3 separate regions of the Homo sapiens genome follow, and all the other regions are linked to region 2. A link is a contact called in ENCODE Hi-C or POLR2A ChIA-PET data. All regions are on one chromosome and are shown on one strand. The core of a region is the stretch at or near the end of the contact, and the rest is flanking DNA. Distances in the headings are between cores, read along the strand shown. Region 1 overlaps RNF34 (ring finger protein 34). Region 2 holds the start of SPPL3 (signal peptide peptidase like 3). Region 3 holds the start of GCN1 (GCN1 activator of EIF2AK4).

Region 1 (4,057 bases), core at 1,154-3,653, 520 kb after region 2:
CAGGGCTACAAAGCTGGGGCAACTGAGTTAAATTCCAATAGCATCCTGACTCCAAAGCCCATCTACAGAAGACCAGCTGAGGGTTTCTTTTTCTAGTTACAGAAGTAATATATCCCTATCACAGATGTCTTGAATTAGACAAAGATATAAAATAGAAATACATAGCTAACATTTGTTGGGTACGTCAAGCATTTTATTCTTTACAAAACCCTGAGGTATAGCTTTTATCATTGCCATTTCTAGTGGAGAGAACCAAAGTGCAGAGAAGTTGGGATTATTTCTTGTACAACACTGGGGTGGCATTGGGCCTGCAGGGGTCATTCAGCAGGTGGCTGCTCAGCTTCGGACTGGGAGGGTGGCTGGCTGACTGGCCATGCCTGAAGCCGAGGCCTTAGCTCTCTGTTGCCTTTCAGATGGCGAGCGGCTGCAGCTGCAGGATGAGGAAGACGACAGCCTGTGTCGCATCTGCATGGATGCCGTCATCGACTGTGTCCTACTGGAGTGTGGGCACATGGTTACCTGCACCAAGTGCGGCAAGCGCATGAGTGAGTGTCCCATCTGCCGGCAGTATGTGGTGCGAGCCGTGCACGTGTTCAAGTCCTGAAACAGGCTCCCCTCACCAGGACAGTCACCCCCAAACTTGACCCCCAACATTTCAATGCACAGAAGGGACTGGAAAGTTATGTTCAAAGGCTGAAGCTATTTTAAAACATTATTTTGACTACTAAGTGGGGACAGAAAGATCCATCCTGAGTTGTGGAAACATTGGTCCATGCCGTGAGCCTGTCTGCCTGTGGACACGTGAGCTTCCCGGGCTCAGCTGGGCTTTATCACACATCCCGTGAACACTCATTGAAGTCAGCCTGTTTGCGCCATGTGGGCATCAGCCACTGCTGTCTTGGGAGGACACTTATCCTGTTCTCTTATTTCCCCTTCATCCTATTTTTAACTTAAACTGCTCAGATGTTTGAAACTTCTGTCCTCTTTGGATGAGATCAGTGTCCACAAGTGGCCGACATGGAACATGCTGAGCAGTGGCTCCTCTGAATGTTCACTTTATTAGTCATGTATATTTTAAATGCTAACATTTGATGAATGTAAGTTTCCACATTGTTGCTGTTTCTGCATTTAAACATAATTGGGAACAACTGACATTCTCTAGTCGACTGCCAGGGCCTTAGACTCCACATGTCCATTTTTGTTCAGGTATAGCTTTTTATAGCAAGGGCTGCATCTAGCTTCTTTTATTAGAAGTGTGTGTGCTAAATTCCTTATTAATGTGTAATCAGTTTACATTGTTTTGTATAGTGAAGGTGTATTTTCAGTGCTACCCGCTAGCTGATTTTAACTTTAGGAATAAAATTAGTTTTAAAAGCTTTTGTTTACATTGTCTTGGTCAGTTCCTAAATCAAGTGACCTGGCCTAGCACCCCTCTTCAGAAGAGATGGTGGGAGCACCTTCAAAGATGTCACATGGGGGCCGGGTGCGGTGGCTCACGCCTGTAATCCTAGGACCTTGTGAGGTTGAGGCTGGAGGAATGCTTGAGCTCACAAGTTCAAGACTAGCTTGGACAACATGGCGAAACCCTGTCTTTGGAAAAAATTAGCCAGGCGTGGTAGTCCCAGCTACTCAGGAGGCTGAGGTAGGAGGATGGCTTGAGCCTTGGGTGTGGAGGTTACAGTGAGCCAAGATCACACCACTGAAATCCAACTTGGGTAACAGAGCCAGACCTTGTCTCAAAAAAAAAAAAAAAGAAAAAAAAGAAAAAAACAATGCCACATGAGCAACAGTGCTTACATTTCCTGCTTGCTTATCAGTAAGGTTAACTGCTGATGTGCTGTTTCTTGTGTCCAGGTATTGCGCTAGGTGCTGTAGTTGCCTCTGCAGTCCTCAAAGCAACTTTCTGAAATAAACATTGCTTTGCTTCTCTAACCTCTGAGAAGTTAGACTTGTCTAAAACCTCATGGTTAAAAAGTGGCTATGCAGAATTTGAACCTAGCTCTGATGCCAGAGTTGCTCTTAACCCTTCCAGTACCACATAAGAAATGAGAAACTTGGGCCAGGTGTGGTGGCTCATGCCTGTAATCCTAGCACTTTGGGAGGCTGAGGCGGGTGGATCATGAGGTCAAGAGTTCGAGACCAGCCTGGTCAACATGGTGAAACTGTCTCAACTAAAAATACGAAAATTAGCTGGGCATGGTGGCGGGTCCCTGTAATCCCAACTACTCAGGAGGCTGAGGCAGGAGAATCGCCTGAAACTGGAAGGCGGAGGTTGCAGTGAGCCAAGATCGTGCCATTGCACTCCAGGCTGGGCGACGAGCGAAACTCCGTCTCAAAAAAAAAAAAAAAAAAAGAGGAACTTGAGCTATTATGCAAAAATGTTGTGAAATCTCTTTTAGGTCCAACTTGACTTGACTCAGGATGGTTGAGTTGAGACCAACTGTCATTTCAGTGCAGCTGGGAGTGGCCACTTCTCAGAGTCTGTTATCTCCTGACTGTGCAGTGAGTAACACATATGGCCTTGGGTGCTCAGAATTTATTAGTCCATCAACAGAGCTGAAAATACCTGTGAACACCAGGAGGCAGATGCCCCTGTGCTTTGGGCAGAAAGTTTGTGTGGCTAATAGTAAAGAAAAAAATTTTCTGCTTTTGAAGATCAAAGCATGTAAATCAAGGCCTCCCACTTGTTTGTCTGCAACCACAATTGGTAGTAACTGGCTTGAGCAGGTCATGGTTTCCCTTTAGAAGCAGCATAAGTTGCCAGAGTTTTGTGGGCACTTGTGCTTTTTGTCTAAACTTTTTTTTTTTTTTTGAGACAGAGTCTCGCTCTGTTGCCCAGGCCGGAGTGCAGTGGCGTGATCTCAGCTCACTGCAAATTCCACCTCCTGGGTTCATGCCATTCTCCTGCCTCAGCCTCCCAAGTAGCTGGGACTACAGGCACCCGCCACCACGCCCGGCTAATTTTTCTGTATATTTAGTAGAGACGGGGTTTCACTGTGTTAGCCAGGATAGTCTCAATCTCCTGACCTCATGATCCACCCGCCTCTTCCTCCCAAAGTAATCTTTTGATGAGACTCTGGAAATCTTAACATTTCCTCCAAATTGGTAACTTGGTGGTGGCAAGTCTTTAAATCCAGGCCATAGAAGCTAAGCAGTAGGTGCTGGTTTTGTCTAAACTTAAATTCAAAAATTCAGATTTATACAGTCTTAGTTTAAAGCAGTTTAATGTTTACTCTTAGATTTGTGTATTAAGTTTTAGTGGCTTCTTTATAGAAAGAGTACAAAATGCTTGGTGGATTTTTTAGATAGTAGTTTGAAGTAACCCTGGTTTATTAGCCAGATAATAGAAATGTCAGACAACAGAAATGTTTAGTGTAACAGGCTTGATACTTGGAAATTGGCTTGTTTGGCAGAGGGCAAGCATTTCCCCCTGGAATTTGAATTTTTAAACTGGCATGCCTTTCTACCCCCTCCCCCCCCTTTTTTTTTTAAAGACAGAGTCTTGCTGTTGCCCACCCAGGCAGAGTACAGTGGCATGATCATAGCTCACTACAGTCTTAACTTCTGGGCTCAAGCAGCCCTCCCGCCTCAGCCTCCCCAGGAGCTGGCATATAATGCATACCACCATGCCTGGATAATTTTAAACAATTTTTTTTTTTTTTTTTTTTTTTTAGACAGAGTCTTGCTCTGTTGCCCAGGCTGAAGTTCAATGGTGCAATCTTGGCTTATCGCAACCTCCGCTTCCCAGGTTCAAGTGATTCTTCTGCCTTTTCCTCCTGAGTAGCTGGGATCACAGGTGCATACTACACTCCCAGCTAATTTTGTATTTTTAATAGAGACAGGGTTTTACCATGTTGGCCAGGCTGGTCTCAAACTCCTGACCTCGGGTGATTCGCCCGCCTCGGCCTCTCAAAGTGCTGGGGTTACAGGTATGAGCCACTGCACCCAGCCCCATGCTGCTTTAAGTAAATTTTTTAAATAGGTCATGTCATATGGATAAGTCTGCAGTGGAATACAGTGAAGTCTCTTTATCCCATCTTCACAATATGAAAGGATG
Region 2 (3,563 bases), core at 446-2,945:
ATGCTCGTCCCATTCTATTATGCTCTTTTCTAAGAAGGGAATGTCTACAGTTCTGTCCCAAACCACATTTGCTTCAAGAGTAAACCATCTTCAAACCATTTCTCTAAATTGCAATCAGGTCCCCCACTCCTACGATCATGCCATTTCTTGCTTCCTCACTCTCCAGCTATGACTTCCTTCTCACTACCCGATTTCCACTCTTCATGGATACTGCCATCATTCCTTCAACCCGTCCTGCAAATATCCCACCTCTACATGCTAAAGGGAGACCCCTCATGTTCCTTCCCCCAAACCCTGGCACTCCCTTCTCCGGATATGTAGGTTGTCACCCCATAAACTACACAGTAGCTTCTCGCTTCTCGGCCCTTAACGAGCTACTTACTAACTTTAAAAGCCCCACAGAAATGAACTTAACTTGCAGGTCCTCCACCTCCACACTTGGCCCTGGGCGCCATTCCTCTGAAAATAATAGTACCAACCCTTACAAAGACTCTGCCCATGCCCCACTGTCACCAACGAATTCCTTTTCCAGAAGGAAAAGGAAACAGGTTCTTCAGGCTCCTCTTCCAACCTCTTCACCAGTGACTCCCCTCCAAGGTTCGTGGACTCTACCCCCGCAGTTTTCCTCCCCTCACTCCCGGGCCTCTGCCCACCTCACCAACTCTCCCTGCGCTCCCTGTCCCAGAGCCAAGCGGCGGCCGCTCCACTCTCCCAACTTAGAAGTTCTGCCTCTATCACCTGTTCTCACTAGAGCTTCCTCTCAGCCCAGCGGCCCACCTTTGCCCTGGCCTGCCTCTCTCCACCCCTTCGAGTCCTCCTGCCCAGGAAACACCCCCACGAGTCAGTTCCGGGGTGCCTGTCGGATTCAACTTCCCATCCGTGGGATTCCCACCCCCGGGGTCATGCTCCCCTTCTCCATCACCTGCTCCGCCCATAGCCAGATGACATCCGCCGCTGCCTCCTCCTCCATTCCCCTTCTCGGACGCCAGGTCCCCGGCCACTCACCGCCCTCCGTGCGCGCCAGCCGCCCCCTCCGGTGGGGAAGAGGGGGGCGTGCACCCCAACCCGCGCCCCCCCCCCACGACACGCACCTGTTCTTCCTCCTCTTCCCCTCGGCGGGCCGCGCCGGCGCCCCGACCCCCACCCTTGCCGCCTCCCGGCCTCCCGGAGCCCCGCACTCACCACGAGTAGGTCTGCTCCGCCATGGCGCTGCCTCTCGTGGGCTCCGCTGCAGGCTGTGGCCGGGCCCGGCGGCGGCGGGCTCGCTCGGGCCGTAGCTGAAGGCGCGGCCGGGGTCCGGTGCTTGCTTGCTTGCTCGCTCGCTGGCTCGCTGGCTGCACGGCGGGCCGGGAAGGCGGCTGGCGGGGAGAGGCCGGGCTCCGAAGCGGCCCCGCTCCCTGGGCCCCGGGGCGGGGCGGGCTCCGCTCTCGGCCTCCCTCACCCGCGGCGGCGGCGGCGGCTCCGCTGCAGCTCCAAACCCAACATGGCGGCGGCGGCGGCGCGGAGAACAAGGGGGCCCTGGGGCGGGCGAACGGCAAGACGGGCCCGCGCTCACTGCGCGCGGGGCCGCGGGAGCGCCGCGCTCGGGCGGCGGCGGCGGCGGCCGGGGGACATGGCCGGCGGGCGGAGGCGGCGGCGACTGAGGGGGGCGCTAGGCGATGAGGCGAGGCCACTCGATCACACCCGCCGAGGGGAGGAGGGGCGGGGGCGGGGGCGAGCCTTGGCCCCGCGCGGGTCACGTGCCCAAAACACGCTCACGTGATGCGCGCCCCGCCCCTCGAGCCGGGCCCATGCGCAGAGACGTCGGCTCCTGGGTTCTAGGCGGCTGCTGCTCGCACAGCCAGAGCAGTTGGGCCGCCTCCCGCTGCCTGGTGCCGCCCCCCTCCCCACGCGGAGATGTCGCCTCGGGTACCCTCTTCCGCCCCTCTCCGAGGGGCTGCTGCACCAGCCAATCGGGAACCCCGATGCGCGTCTGTTGGCTGCCACTCAGCTGTCAACCGTCAGTCAACAGTCTGCTGGCCACGGGCCCCCCAACTGTCAGTCAACCTGTCAGTCAACAGGCAGAGGGCTGCATTCCTTCGTTCGTATGTTCCTTGGTTCATTCATTCAGGTAGCAAATATTCCAGGCAGCCAACCTTTATTGCGCCCAGGCCCGGCACCAAGTCGAATACCCCACGCTTGCCTTCACAGAATCAATCAACAGATATTTGTTGGGTGCCAACCATGTGTCAACTCACTCTGCCTTCCTAGAGCTTACATTCTAAAGGAAGAGACATAGTCCAAGCCCACAAATAAGATAATTTCAGATGCTGCTAAGTTTTACAAAAACACATTTTGTAACACAAGGTGAGGGGACAGAGAGTGAGCAGAGGTGTGGGTTACTTTAGATAGGGTGGTCAAGGAAGGCCTCGCTTAGGAGGTGACATTTGAGCTGATATTGAATGATGACAGAGAGCTGGCCTTGCAAAGATCCACAGGAAAAGAGTTCCTGGCAGAGGGAACAGCAAGGGCAGAAGGCTCAGGAAACCGTCCATTTGGAGGTCTGGAAACCGGCACAGAAATAAACACGGTAGAGCTAGACCAGAGACCAACAAAGTGAATCTGGAGCTTAGATGGAGAGAGAAGAGAGAGATTAATTGAGGCCCCAGGTACTGCGGAATGCTTCCCCAGGAGTGGATGAGGCCGTCTGAAAGGGTGAGAGGCTTATCAAAGAAAAGTCATTCTTTTGGCCGGGCGCGGTGGCTCACGCCTGTAGTCCCAGCACTTTGGGAGGCCGAGGTGGGTGGATCATGAGGTCAGGAGATCGGGACCATCCTGGTTAACACGGTGAAACCCTGTCTCTACTAAAAATACAAAAAATTAGCCGGGCGTGGTGGTGGACGCCTGTAATCCCAGCTACTCAGGAGGTTGAGGCAGGAGAATGGCGTGAACCCCGGAGGCAGAGCTTGCAGTGAGCCGAGATTGCGCCACTGCACTCCAGCCTGGGCAACAGCGAGACTCTGTCTCAAAAAAAAAAAAAGAAAAAGAAAAAGAAAAAGAAAAAAAAAAAAGAAAAGGCATTCTAGAAAGAAAGAATGGCATGAAGTAAGGCCCAATTCCTGGTGAGCTTGAATCCGAGAGTGGGATGGGTGATTTGTGCTGGAGTGTTGAGAAAATATACTGAGAAGGTGCACTGAGGCCAGACTTTGAGGGCCCAGCTAAGCCTCCTTGCCAGTTACTGTGTTCATGAATAAAAATGATTAACCAGTGCAGCTTCAGAATTTAGAAACATGCCTGGGCAACAGATACACTAACCCTCCTGGACACCCCTCCACCCCCACCCTTCACCCCCCTGTTTCTCTGCAGAAGGCAAAACTCACACACCTGAAACCAACGTACTCAAGCTTCTCTGCAGCTTGCCCAACTTTAGGCCAGAATTTAGCTCTGCTCCAGTTTCCCAGGGCCTGCCCAGGCTTACAGGGAACACCACACCCTGAATCTATCTCCAAATGGATCAGTTGGCCATTGCCCATACATCTGCCGCTTGCCTGTTCCCCAAGGGAAACCCTTTAAAGAGAAAGCCA
Region 3 (3,804 bases), core at 448-2,947, 710 kb before region 2:
AAGAGAGAAACTCCGTCTCAAAAAATAAAATAAAATAATAAAAAATAATTTCAGGCCAGGTGCGGTGGCTCACGCCTGTAATCCCAGCACTTTGGGAGGCCAAGGCAGAAGGATCACCTGAGGTCAGGAATTCGAGACCAGCCTGGCCAACATGGAGAAACCCCATCTCTACTAAAAATACAAAAATTATAAAATACAGAAATATTCTCCTGCACCACCCAATACGGTAGCCACTGGCTACATGTGGCTAACTGTGCACTGAAATGTGGCTGGTACAAGTGAAGAACTAAATTTTTTTTTTTTTTGAGACAGAGTCCCACTCTTGTTGCTCAGGCTGGAGCGCAGTGGTGCGATCTCAGCTCACTGCAACCTCTGCCTCCCAGGTTCAAGCGATTCTCATGCCTCAGCCTCCTGAGTAGCTGGAATTACAGACATGCCACCATACCCGGTTAATTTTTTGCATTTTTAGTAGAGACGGGGTTTTGCCACGTTGGTCAGACTAGTCTCAAACTCCTGACCTCAACTGATCCACCCGCCTTGGCCTCCCAAAGTGCTGGGATTACAGGGTGAGCCACCACGCCCAGCCAAACAATGAATTTTTTTATTTAATTTAATTTTAACAAACTTAAGCCATGTGGCTGCCATACTGGACATTGCAGCTCTAGAGATTTTTCCCTCAAGTGAGTATCAATGTTAAACATTCAGCATGTATTCCCCTAACCCTCTCATACTAAGCTTTTCTTTCTAGTATTCAGTACAACATAACTTGAACATCAGCCACCTGCATAGGAGTCTCAGTAAATGTCTTTTTGAATGCTTAAGTGGTCATTTTCTGGGCCTACACATAAAAATCAATCCCATCACCCTGGAGACACCAAATCAGCCCAGCTGTCCTTAGACACCTGTTCTTCCCCTGCCTCATGACAATGTCTTTTCACCTTAAAACATAACAACTGGGTGGAGGAAAAGGTTTTCCCAGGTCCTTCCTGAACTACAAGGTACCCATAGGTAACACTCTTCCTGGACAGGACAGTTCTTTTCACTAACCCTGGATCTGATAACAACCAACATATATCAAGCCGTATTTTATCTCACTGAACCTTCACAACAACCTTTTAAGATAAGTATTGTTTTAACTTCATTTTATAGATGAAAAGGCAGACTTGGCGGGGTTAAGTCACTTGTTTGGCATGTCACAGAAATCGACGAGCAGGAACTCAAGCCCAGATCTGTATGAATCCAAAGACTACACTCAAAGTCCCTGCTCATAGTAGGTGCTCAAAGAATATTTGCTGAATACAAAGTTTAAGGAAGACTTGGCGTTGGCCCGGGGCTCACAGCCGGAGGGCTTTGGAGAAAAGAAGTAGAGGCTCGGTAAAGTGAACTTCTGCAACTCTGGGGTCGGGCAAAGGCCCCGCCGAGCTCCAGCTGCTGAAGTCGAGGCGGGAGCCCCGGACTCCTCGAGCCCGCGGTCTGCCTGCGCCGCCCGGGCCGGGCCAAGCCCGCAGCCCTGAGAGTCCAGCCTGAGACGGCCCCGAGACTACGACCTCCACAGCCACCACCTCCAACGCCCCTAAGCCGAGGAGCGAGAGGGGCCCCGCCCGACGGCCACCGTCCGCACCCAGTCCCTGGCCGCGTTGGCCCCGCAGCCGCCCGCCTCACCTGCGTGTCCGCCGCCATCCTGCCGGGGCTGACTCCGGAACCGCTTCCGGAACGCTTCCGGGTCACAGCGTGGCCCACGCGGCAGGGCGAGGCCGGGAGCCAGCGGGGGCAGGGCCCCGGGCTTGGTGCCCCCGGGCAGGACGGCGGCCGCTGCAGCCCGGGCAGCCGGATCACGGGCTTAAAGTTGGCCCGCGCCCGAGCCACAAGGCCTCCTCCCCAGGGCCCGCTCTTCAGCCCCGGGCGCCTCGTGGGAGACTAGCGCTTGTAACGTGGTGAGCCCGCGGTGTAACGCTATGGGCCCGCCTTGCAGCCCCTGACCCACTTCCAGCCCGCAGGGCCAGCCCTACGTGGGCCTTTCCTGAGTGATGACTAAGTTCTTTAGAAAAACAAGTGTTGCTTCCTAGATAGCAGGAACTAAAAACTAGGTAAAAGAGTCGGTGAACTAGTCTTTTGTCCTCAGTTTGTAGTTCAGTTGGCGGATGACTTGTACAGGGTTAGCAAACGTGGCTGGATACGGAGGTCAGGGAAGGTTCAGAACTGAACGAGGCCCCTGCCCTGGGGAAATGCTGGACGCCCCAGGCTGGGAGTTTTGAAGGCCACAGGGCAAGAGGCTACGTGCAGACGTGGCTGCAATTTAGGGAACAGGGTCTCCACAGCTTAGTTGTCAGCCCTGTTAGCAGTGGCTTTCAAACCTTTGACACAGACCTAGTTAGAATGAATATATCATGTTCCAGCAGACAGATCTCTAAGTGAAATACAGGAATCACAACAAAAACACCTATTCTCAGCAGATGCTGCTTTCTCTTTAAATACTGGGGCCAGGCATGGTGGCTCACGCCTGTAATCCCAGCACTTTGGGAGGCTGAGGTGGGTAGATCAACCTGATGTTAGGATTTCCAGACCAGCCTGGTCAACATGACAAAACCTTGTCTCTACTAAAAATACCAAAAAAAAAAAAAAAAAAAAAAAAGGCCGGGTGCGGTGGCTCACCCTTGTATAATTCCAGCGCTTCGGGAGGACAGGGCGGGCAGATCACAAGGTCAGGAGTTCCAGACCAGCCTGGCCAACATAGTGAAACCCCGTCTCTACTAAAAGTACAAAAATTAGCCGAGTGGTGGCACATGCCTGTAGTCCCAGCTACTGGGGAGGCTGAGGTGGGAGAACCGCTTGAACCCGAGAGGCAGAGGTTGCAGTGAGCTGAGACCATACCATTGCACTCCAGTCTGGGTGACAGGACGAGACTGTCTCAACAACAAAAAAATTAGCCCGGTGTGGTGGCAGCCTCCGGTAATTGCAGCTACTTGGGAGGCTGAGGCAGGAGAATCACTTGAACCCAGGAGGCGGAGGTTGCAGTGAGCCAAGTCCAAGCCACTGCACCCCAGTCTCAAATATATTTGAGACTATCTCGAAAATATAAATTGGTTACCACCGAGTTGGAGCACCACCCAGTTTGAAAAACTTTACTCTAGGGGACTGGCCCCAGCATCCACCAGGTGCCTATCTCAGCTGACACTAAACCTACTCCAAGTATGCAGCAGCCATAGAAACAGTAATTCTAGTGTAATAGTTACAACTGTGTCTAGAAAACTGTATAGGATGTTTGATTGGTAGCTTCATTTAGATACCCAAACATCAACACCTAAATACAAAGCTCTGGTTTTACCATGGCTTTCGTTTCTAGCATATGGCACTATAAACCTCAAAATTAAGGGCCAGGCACATGGTGGCTCAAGCCTGTAATCCTAGCACTTTGGGAGGCTGAGGCAGGATTCCTTGAGGCCAGGAATTTGAGACCAGCTTGTGCAATATCTCTACAAAAAAAAAATTTAAAAATTAGTAGCTGAGTGTCATGGTGTGTGCCTGTAGTCCCAGCTACTTGGGAGGCTGAGATACGAGGATCCCTTGATCCCAGGAGTTCAAGGGTGCAGTGAGTTATGATTACACCACCACACTCCAGCCTGGGCAACAGCCAGACCCTGTGTCAAAAAGGAAAAAAAATTACAAAATTAAGAGTCCAGAGACTTTTTAAAGAAGTAAGCCTTTATTTCCTTGTTTTGCAAATAAAACTGGCTAAGTTGGTTGCTTTTTGGTGATTAGTCAAAGAGACCAAATCCCATATCCTCGTCCGACTCCTCCGACTCT

What was found. Hi-C counts contacts between places; a loop is a spot of excess contacts on that map. ChIA-PET counts read pairs that join two places held with the same protein, here RNA polymerase II (POLR2A). Pooled maps may share reads with other maps.
Region 1: a pooled map shows a loop between it and region 2 (4-fold over the local background). The contact joins the enhancer-like site here to the promoter of SPPL3 in region 2. A Hi-C loop is called at or near these places in 1 of 50 pooled maps. POLR2A ChIA-PET finds 5 or more read pairs at or near these places in 2 of 52 experiments (WTC11 and endothelial cell of umbilical vein).
Region 3: a loop to region 2 is called in a pooled map, with 6 times the contacts of the local background. The contact joins the promoter of GCN1 here to the promoter of SPPL3 in region 2. A Hi-C loop is called at or near these places in 6 of 50 pooled maps. POLR2A ChIA-PET finds 5 or more read pairs at or near these places in 2 of 52 experiments (BJ and naive thymus-derived CD4-positive, alpha-beta T cell).

Annotation. Positions count from the first base shown.
Region 1 is chr12:121,422,973-121,427,029 of GRCh38, forward strand. It overlaps RNF34 (ring finger protein 34), which reads left to right. Exons shown (of 6, transcript NM_025126.4): 6 at 414-1,376. The coding sequence ends at 604. It also overlaps a transcript of KDM2B not described here. Among named protein-coding and RNA genes, the nearest start is that of MIR7107, 19 kb to the right of the region's middle. RefSeq lists an enhancer at 2,538-2,617. Within about 2 kb of position 2,404, at least 8 of the 41 ENCODE cell types and tissues checked have a DNase peak (open chromatin) inside an H3K27ac peak, as active enhancers do.
Region 2 is chr12:120,902,663-120,906,225 of GRCh38, forward strand. It overlaps SPPL3 (signal peptide peptidase like 3), which reads right to left and starts at 1,696. Exons shown (of 11, transcript NM_139015.5): 1 at 1,183-1,696. The coding sequence starts at 1,205. It overlaps XLOC_009911 (a long non-coding RNA gene), which reads left to right and starts at 2,033. Exons shown (of 2, transcript NR_131215.1): 1 at 2,033-2,110. RefSeq lists silencers at 1,046-1,095, 1,236-1,455, 1,536-1,895.
Region 3 is chr12:120,193,018-120,196,821 of GRCh38, forward strand. It overlaps GCN1 (GCN1 activator of EIF2AK4), which reads right to left and starts at 1,698. Exons shown (of 58, transcript NM_006836.2): 1 at 1,663-1,698. The coding sequence starts at 1,680. It overlaps RPLP0 (ribosomal protein lateral stalk subunit P0), which reads right to left. Exons shown (of 8, transcript NM_001002.4): 8 at 3,682-3,804. The coding sequence ends at 3,756. RefSeq lists a silencer at 1,406-1,995.